Linked DNA regions of Homo sapiens: region 1 is linked to region 2. A link is a contact called in ENCODE Hi-C or POLR2A ChIA-PET data. All regions are on one chromosome and are shown on one strand. Each heading gives the region's core, a stretch centred on a gene start or an enhancer-like site at or near the end of the contact. The rest is flanking DNA. Distances are from core to core; before and after follow the strand shown.

Region 1 (4,358 bases), core at 1,785-4,284, 84 kb before region 2:
CAAAAACAAGGACATCTTCAGGGAATTCACAGTCCAGTGTGGGGAGATGGATAAACCAAAGATGACATGCAGTGTAGTGGGGACTGTGTGACATGAAAGCAGTAGAGCTGTGGTGTGGAACTTACGGTCACAAAGCTTTAGGGTGGCAGGCTTGAGTTTGAATGTCATCCTAACCCAGCCACTTACCAGCTTTGACTTTGGGGAAGTTCTTGGTCTGTGTTAAGTAGTTATATACCTTAGCTCATTTATTCTTCAAATCTATCTAGTGAGGTAAAAATTTTCTCCATTTTGTAGCTCATTTCGTAGCTGAGGAAATTGAAACTTGGAAAGAGTGAGTAATTTGTCTATGGTCTCTCAGTAAATAAGTGACAGGACCAGGATTCTAGTCCAGGTCTGATTCCAGAGTTCCTGCTCTTCCCACTCTAACAAGGTAAAGAGAATGAGTTTTGTCCTTGCTCCCACATGGCCAGGGCCCTCTGAGAAATTAGCTCTGGGACAAAGGGGTTTTGGTTTTGATTTTAAGCTGCATTAATGGAAGTTTCATCCCCAGAACACAGGAGGTGATGGTGCTGCTCTGCTCTGGGGAGATCACAGATGGAGCACTGGGGCGCATTCATGGGTCACCCCTTTGAGGAAGATGTGGCTATTTGGGGTCCTTCTGAAGGGTTGACTGTGATGGGCACTGGAAACCTTGTCTCCCAAGCAACAGCTGAATGAACTGGGGGTATTTTACATGGAAAAGAGGAGACCCACAGGGACATGAGGGCTGGCTGCAGATATCTGAAGGGCTGCCACATAGAAGAGTCTCATCCTCTGTGAAAGCTACAGGGAGAAAGGTTTTGGCCCCAGGTTTACAACGATACCTTCTGAAATATTTGGGATGTAGTGAGTTCACTATCATCAGAGGTAATCAAGCATGGGATGGGCTGGATGCGGTGGCTCATGCCCATAATCCCAGCACCTTGGGAGGCTGAGGTGGGTGGATGACCTGAGGTCAGGAGTTCGACCAGCCTGGCCAACATGGTGAAACCTTGTCTCTACTAAAAATACAAAAAATTAGCTGGGCATGGTGGTGGGTGCCTGTAATTCCAGCTACTTGAGAGGCTGAGGCAGGAGAATCGCTTGAACCCAGGAGGCAGAGGTTGCAGTGAGCTGAGATCACACCATTGCACTCCAGCCTGGGCAACAAGAGTGAAACTCTGTCTCAAAGAAAGGAAGAAAGGAAGAAAGAAGGAAGGAAAGAAGGAAAGAAGGAAGGAAGGCAGGAAGGCAGTGGAGAGTATGGAGTAAATGCCTTCTGCCATTCCTCTGCCCAGAGTTCCTGACTGTCCCTTGGCTGCTCTGGATGTGGCTCCCAGGGCAGCCCTAAGGAGAGGTTTAGATTGCATCTCTCTCCAAGCCCAGATCTTCTCAATAGGCTCAGCTTTGCATGTTCCCTCAGGTACGGTGGGAGGAACACAAAGTTAGAACCAGAATTAGGAGACCTGGGTTTGGATCCTGGCTTAGCCCCTTACAGCTGCCTGACCTGGGGCAAGACATTTGCCTTCTCTGTGAAAGGGGATCACATCAGTCCTTCCCCTGTAGGTGAGGTAGTGAGTAGGAAAGCACTTTGTTAAGGAGAGAGGGTACAGACACTGGTTATTAACAGGTGCAGTCAACTTCAGGGAGCCTGGCCTTCCACACACTGTCTGAGAAAACTTCACCCAGTGGTGGTGACCCAGGATCTGTGCCATGCCAGGTATTTTAGAGAATGAAATAGGTTTTGGCCCTAGGTTTGTCCAGAGCTCTCTGAAATATGTTATCAAATGAGTTTCCTGACAGTAGCAATGAGTAAAAGAATCCTCTGCCCTCAAGGCTAGTTGAGTGTAGGAGGCAGAAAGAGTTTGGGACAGGTGTTGAGAAGGGAGGGATCCAGGAAGCCTTCGTGGGGAAAGTGACATTTGAGTTGGGCCTAGACAGAGGCTTCATTATGCAGGAAAAGGAGCAGGCAAAGGTTACAGCAGAAGCAAAGAAGCAACTTGTTTAAAGGGGTGGGGTAAGGAGTTCCTGGGAGGCTGTTTTACATTCCCTTCATTTCTCAAATGAAGATGAGGTCCAGAGATGGGAAGTGGGTTTCCTAGCAGGGATAGGGTAAGCAAAGGTTAGAACCAATGCCCAGCACCTCACCTGGGGCTGTTTTCACCACGCCTCAAGGGTGCGTCTCTACTCGGAAGCCATTTCTCCTGGTTCTGCCTCCTGCCAGGCTGTTCTGTCTTAAGGAGGAAAAGGAGGGAGCAAAAGTTGTATTTACCAAAGGAGCTGGTTGGGCAGGTCTCCTTTCCGAGGTCAAAGTCAAGGCCAAGGTTGGCCTAGCTGGCTTCTGGGGGGCGGAGCCAGGCCTTGGCTGGCCACCAGGTCAGTGGGGGGTGTGGGGGATGGGAGGTCGGGGAGGCTTTTGGTTGGGAGGGAGTGATCACTGGTGGGGACTGAGGTTTTTCCAAGGCATTGCCCCTGTGAACAGTGGGCTGAAAAGATTACAGCCCACACATTCTTTCTCAGCAGATTAGGGCCATGGGAGATTATGGAATACACAGGAGGCTGTAGGAGGCCTGCAAATTTCCCATTTGGGGCAATTAATTTGATGGATTGTAAAACAGCTCACTGCTTCCTCTCCGCCTTCCCTGGGCTGGGTTGGGCTGGGCAGTAAGACTGGCTGGAGAATGTGGCTGGAAATGCCCTTGCCGGTGTTCTGCAGTACCTGCTTGGACCACCTTGTTAAAACCTTCTCTGGGCAGGGGCTCGGCCTGCCCCTTTCCTGCCTCCCTTCCTGGTACAAGGAAGATCATATAGTAGGTGCTACATAAAGCTATGCAGAGCTGATACTTATCTGATTGGGGCCTTTCCAGGATGTTGGTAGAGGTGGGGCTCATGGTGGAAGCTCTGGTTTATAGATGGGGAAGCTGAGCCCCAGCGGTGAAGTCACCTGCCCAAGGTTACTCAGGTTGTTGGTGACAGCTGGGACTCCAGCCAGGTTTCTCTACTCCTGGGCCAGGGCGTCTTCTCCCCACTTGTGTGCTCAAAGTGAAAGTGAAATAAATAGTGAGCAATTTTTATGGTTTCTCTCCCCTGACTTCCTCCTTGCCTCCAGCCAGTCAGTAGGGTCCCCACTTTGGTGACTGTGGGCAAGGTGTGACATGGTTCTGCTGGCATCTCCCCAGCAGCTTTGCAGCATTCCCAGGAGGGCTCTGGTGGGGCTGCACTTTTCTTATGTACTCAAAATGTGTCTGGGCTCATTCGATGCCTCCCTTCTCCATGGGGTCTTGCACCTGTGATTTGTAACAGATTCTTGTGATTAGTCCTTTCTCTGGTGCCTCCTAAAGACCCCACTGTCACCAACTCATATCTGCAGCGGTGCAGATGGTTCCGACTGGTTTTCTTGCCTCCATCCTGTTCTCCCTACAGGGGCCCAAATACCTCATCCTGATATGCTTCCTGATGAGGGCCTTCAGAGGTGTCCTGACTTGGGCTTCTCTTCCTGTGTCTGTGTCCTGTTAAAGCACACCATTCCCCTCTGGCCTGAACACACTCCACAACATCATAAGCTGTAGCACTCTCTTGCTTCTTTGTCTTTGCTTTTGTAGGAATGCCCCCTTCCATCCAGGTAATTCCTATGCATCCTTTAAGACTCAGGCATTACCTGGGAAGCCATCTGTGGCCACCCGCCATCAAGGGTTTGTGATATCCCTCCATTTGTGCTTTCATTCATTTAGTTAGCAGTGCTTTCATTCATTTGTTATGTACTGAGAAGCTTTTCTGAGCCTGACAGTGTTGTACTGAGGAGTACAGTAGTGAACAAAAGGAGGGTGCCTGTGGGCATGGAGCTTGCATGCTAGCATCCTCTCTTGCCACATATCACCTTAGTCTGTGTAATGTCTCTCTGTCTCTCCCTCATTAGCCTGTGAATTATCTTTATGTTTGATTGATTCACATATCTGTCCCCAGCACTCAGCACAGTATTAAGTAACAAGCACAGTGTTTCTTCAAGCAAGAAAACTTAAAATGTTAATGCGGAATGAACGGATGGATAAGTGGTTCCGCCTTCCCTGCCCCTCTTAGGCTGTCTAGCTGTTGTGTGTGGCTGTCCCCACCCCCACCCCAAGAGCTCTCTTGCCCCTTGCACTCTTGGCACTGCATTTGCTGCTCACGTGACTGTCCTGCTTCATGTTACACCTTTTTGTGTCTACATCTCTCTCACATTGTTGTAAATTTCTTCAAGGCAGGGTCCATTCTAGTTCAGTTTTGTGTATCTGGAATTTCTATACTTGATATTAGCCAAAAGGTTGAGAAGCAAGTGTACTTGGAATTTCTGCCTGTCCTCA
Region 2 (4,448 bases), core at 765-3,264:
GGAGCTTAGAGGAGCTATATTCCCAATGGATGGGTACAGAGCAGGCACTCAGATGTTGCTTGTGCATGGAGAATGAGGTGACATGTGTGAAGGAATGTTCTGTAAATGATTTCAATAAATGATAGCACGTAAGAATAACAAATGTTTTAAGCCAATGAAGGCCTGTCAAGAGGGAGCCCAAAATGGACTGCAAAATCGAAACCTGTCATACTCTGATAGCTTGAAGGTTTTTGAGAGGGTTCTACAATTTTGGCTGTGAAAGATCTGAGGGAAAGATAGTGATTTGCAGAATTGTACAGCAGGAATGTAGAGCAGGCTGTATCTTTGTACCATGTTGAAGAATGAAGTTGCAGCGATCCTTTTCCAGTCTCTGAAGGAAGAGAACATGGCAAGAAGGACAAAAACTGAAAGGCCTGTTTGCTGTCTGACTGTGTGCTGCCCCAGGTGGCTGCTGAAACTAAATCAATTTGTGGAAGGCATGGAAGAGTTTTCTTAGTTTGATTATGTCTTTTGGAATTGAATGGGCAAATAGAATTTCTTTGAAAGATGTCTCTATTTCTGCCTGGAGGACTCTGTAATTTGGACGTTGTGAGAAGAGCCTATCTTTATTTTGAATTTGGAACCATTGACTCCCCTTTCTTTATGCTGTGAGTTATTTATATGCCAAGAAGCACAGTGGAGGCCTTTTCACCTTCTCATGACTTTAAGAAATACAGGAAAACAGCATTCTCTACAATCCATAATCCCTGAGTGTTGGCAACAAAAAAATGAAAGATATTCTAATGTAGGCGTCTGTGCAATGGTGATGGGTTATGGATGGTCAATGAGAACCTTGGCTGCCAGTCCTGGGAACTGATCTCAGCCTTCCCTGGGACCCTCTGGATGAGGGGATCCTCATTCACCTAACTGAGCAAACATCCCAAACATGCTCTGTTTGCCCATTTATTCATTCCATTCATTAATGTACTCATTGATTCCATTTGGTTCACTTCAGCTACTGATCACCTAATGTTATATGCCAGGCCGTGTGCATGGCTGTAATTATAGAGCTGTGACTAAGACCTTCCTTCCTTCCTGTTCAGTCAGGGTTCAGTAGCAGTAGTGAGAAGTTATTCTCGCTTTTCTAAACAGAAATGGATTTAATACAGTGAACTAGGTGTTTACATCATGATTGGAAGGGTGCAGGAGTAGGCTCTAGGCTGACCTTTGGCAATGATAACTAAAACAAGACTGTGAAAATGGCCCATAAGTAATTGTTTTCATTTTCCTTTTAATTCAACTCTTTTGAGCTCCCCTTGCCCTTTGCTCCCAACTTCTCTGTCCCAGATCTTAGGCTCTCTCCTTATGGGAAGAGCTGTTTCAAAGCATTTATGGATTGTAAAGTGTGAATAAGGGTGTTGTTAATAATAACTGTCACTTGCTGACTGTTTATTGTGTGCCCAGCTGTCTGCTAAGTCCTTTACCTGTGTTATTTCAATCCTCACATCTGTTGGGTAGTTAATATTATCTCTACATTGCAGAGAAGGAACCTGAAGCTAATAAAAGTTAAATGACTTGCCTAGGATAATTCAGCTAATAAGTAACATTTGAATTCAGGGAGTGTCTCTGTCCAGAGGTACTTGCAGTTTAAAAGACAAGCTGGGCCAAAGAAGATACACAAATGACCAATAAGCAAATGAAAAGATGCTCAGCATCATTAGCCATCAAGGAAATGCAAAACAAAACCGTAATGAAATACTACTTTACACACCCTAGGATGTTTATATTAAAAAGGACAGATACTTTAGAAGTGCTGGTGAGGGCGTAGAGAAGTGGGAACACTGATGCACTGCTGGTAGAAGTGTAAAATGGTGGAGCCACCTTGGAAGCCAGCTGCACGTTCTCAAAAGGTTAAACGTAAAGTTACCATATGAGTCATGAATTCCATTCCTAGGTATATACCCAAGAGAAGTGAAACCATGTCCACCTACACAAAAACTTGTACGCAATTCATAGCTACATGATTCATAATATCCTCAAAGTGAAAACCCAAAGTCCGTCAACTGATGGGTGGATAAATAAAATGTGGTGTGTCTATATAATGGAATATTATCTGGCCATAGGAAGGAATGAAGTACTGGTACATGCTACAACAAGAACGCAACAATGAACCTTGTAAACATTATGCTAAATGAAAGATGCCAGTCACAAAAGATGACCTAGTGTCTAAGCCTATTTATATGGAATGTCCAGAATAGGGAAATCCAGAGAGATAGAAAGTGGATTTATGGCTGCCTAGGGCTGGAGCTGGGGTGATCGCTAGAGAGTATGGGACTTCCATTTAGGGCAATGAAATGTTTTAAATTTGATTGGGGTGATGATCGTATAACTCTCAGTATACTAAAAGCCATTGCATTGTATACTTTATTTTTATTATATTTTGAGACAAGGTCTGGCTCTTCTGCCTAGGCCGGAGTGCACTGTGTGATTTCCACTCACTGCAACCTCCACCTCCTGGGTCAAACCATCCTCCCACCTCAGCCTCTTGAGTAGCTGAGACTATAGGCGTGCACCACCATACCCAGCTAATTTTTTTGTATTTTTTGTAGAGATGGGGTTTTGCTATGTTGTCCAGGCTGGGCTTGAACTCATGAGCTCAAGCTATCTTCCGGCCTTGGCCTCCCAAAATGCTGGGATTACAGGCGTGAGCCACCATGCCCAGCTACACTGTACACTTTAAGTGAATTGTTTGACATGTGAATTCTATCTCAATAAAGCTGTTCCTTCCCACCCCCGAAAAAAGAGAAAAGACATATTGGGAAGGATAATGCTTACCTAAATAAATGAGTTGCTAGTGGTGGAATTTAGAGGAGAAAGGATAAACCCCCATGCAGTTTTCTCAAACTTTTGGCTTATATTAGTTTGTCTTCACTATAGTAAAGTGAAAAAATGGATTTAATTTAGCACAAAATTAAATATTGAGCTCTCAGCCTATTGTCTGGCTGGTGAGCCTAGAGCTGATTTATTTTTTCTTCAGCTCTCTGCTTTCCTAGACAGCTTTTTTCCATTTTTCTCTAAGGAGTATATATTATTTTTTATAAGTAGGGAACCAAAAATGTTTCATAAAATATGTATCCCATTGGGTCATACAAAAAGAACATCATGGCTGGGTGCAGTGGCTCATGCCTGTAATCCCAGCACTTCGGGAGGTCGAGGCAGGCGGATCACCTGAGGTCAGGAGTTCGAGACCAGCCTGGCCAACATGGGGTGAAACCCTGTCTCTACTAAAAATAAAAAAATTAGCTGGCTGTGGTGGCGGGCGCCTATAATCCCAGCTACTAGGGAGGCTGAGCAGGAGAATCATTTGAACCTGGGAGGTGGAGGTTACAATGAGCTGAGATCGCGCCACTGCACTCCAGCCTGGGTGACAGTGAGACTCTGTCTCAAAAAAAAAAAAAAATAAAAAATCATGACTTCCACATGTTATGCCACTTGAGGTAGTTAGAGATTTTCTGTCCTAGAAAAAAGATTTTTTGGGGGAAAAAAGTGAGAGATCTCATGAGTGTTTGTCCATGAACTGAACTGATGTTGGAATTGAGCCATTCCTCAAAGCCTCCTCCCTTTCATCCTCTCATTTCTTTCTTGCCCTTTGAGTTTGTTCAAGGACCACCCAGTTGTTAATGATCACAATGTTGTATACAATTTTGTGTACAATTTTATTTAAAGGGAAAAGATCTGGAAGGCAGTGATGAGTGCTTATGTCAAGTTGAATAAATGCAAAAGGAAGAAATATAATGGGGTGTCTATGCTGTAGGTCATTTGTTCCATTTTATTGTCCAAGTATAATTGCTTATGCCAGAATTTCATAGTCTACTTGTAACCTAGTAAAACACCTCATGAAAGTTACAAGGCATTAACAGAATGAAAATTCACTCTAGTGTCTTCCTTTCCACCTGAGCTAAGGACAGACTGAACCATGCATATATTTTTTTAAACAAGATTTATGGATCAGTGAAGTGAAATTTATTGAGTTCCAACTGTATGTTTGAGAGCAGAATTTGCTGCCATGCAATCAGAGTAAAGCTGAGGATTTACAGCCTGTGAGAGCCTTAAATGTGTAGAGTTATTTTCCCATTACACATTAGGTTAGCAACTTGGAGTGTGACCTGGATTTCTCTGGCTGGACAGTGACATGCTCTGGGGCTTAAAGGCCTTCCCATTAACTATGTGCATTTGTGTTTGTCTGCAAGTAAGGTTTAGGCACCCTCCCAGCTAAAGGGGAGAGAGATGAGGAGCAGCACCACCAAGTGCCTGCCCCCCACACCTTATCCAGGTGAGCTCACTGACACTTCCCTGCCTACCCCTAGCACCTGGGCTCCCTGCTGACACCTGGGACCAGTAAGAGCAGGCCAAGAACAGCTCACAAGTATGGTATAAAGCTCAAAGAGCAAAGTTCAGTTCATGCCCTT

Evidence for each region. Hi-C counts contacts between places; a loop is a spot of excess contacts on that map. ChIA-PET counts read pairs that join two places held with the same protein, here RNA polymerase II (POLR2A). Pooled maps may share reads with other maps.
Region 1: a pooled map shows a loop between it and region 2 (6-fold over the local background). The contact joins two enhancer-like sites. A Hi-C loop is called at or near these places in 1 of 168 maps with a recorded cell type or tissue (aorta), 7 of 37 single-sample maps with no recorded cell type and 12 of 50 pooled maps. POLR2A ChIA-PET finds 5 or more read pairs at or near these places in 4 of 52 experiments (H1, activated CD4-positive, alpha-beta memory T cell, activated CD8-positive, alpha-beta memory T cell and 1 more).

What each region holds. Positions count from the first base shown.
Region 1 is chr11:16,985,312-16,989,669 of GRCh38, reverse strand. The region is part of intron 3 of PLEKHA7 (pleckstrin homology domain containing A7); the gene reads left to right. Among named protein-coding and RNA genes, the nearest start is that of PLEKHA7, 27 kb to the left of the region's middle. RefSeq lists an enhancer at 2,766-3,215. Within about 2 kb of position 3,034, at least 17 of the 41 ENCODE cell types and tissues checked have a DNase peak (open chromatin) inside an H3K27ac peak, as active enhancers do.
Region 2 is chr11:16,899,842-16,904,289 of GRCh38, reverse strand. All of the region lies in intron 3 of PLEKHA7 (pleckstrin homology domain containing A7), which reads left to right. Among named protein-coding and RNA genes, the nearest start is that of SNORD147, 24 kb to the left of the region's middle. Within about 2 kb of position 2,014, at least 7 of the 41 ENCODE cell types and tissues checked have a DNase peak (open chromatin) inside an H3K27ac peak, as active enhancers do.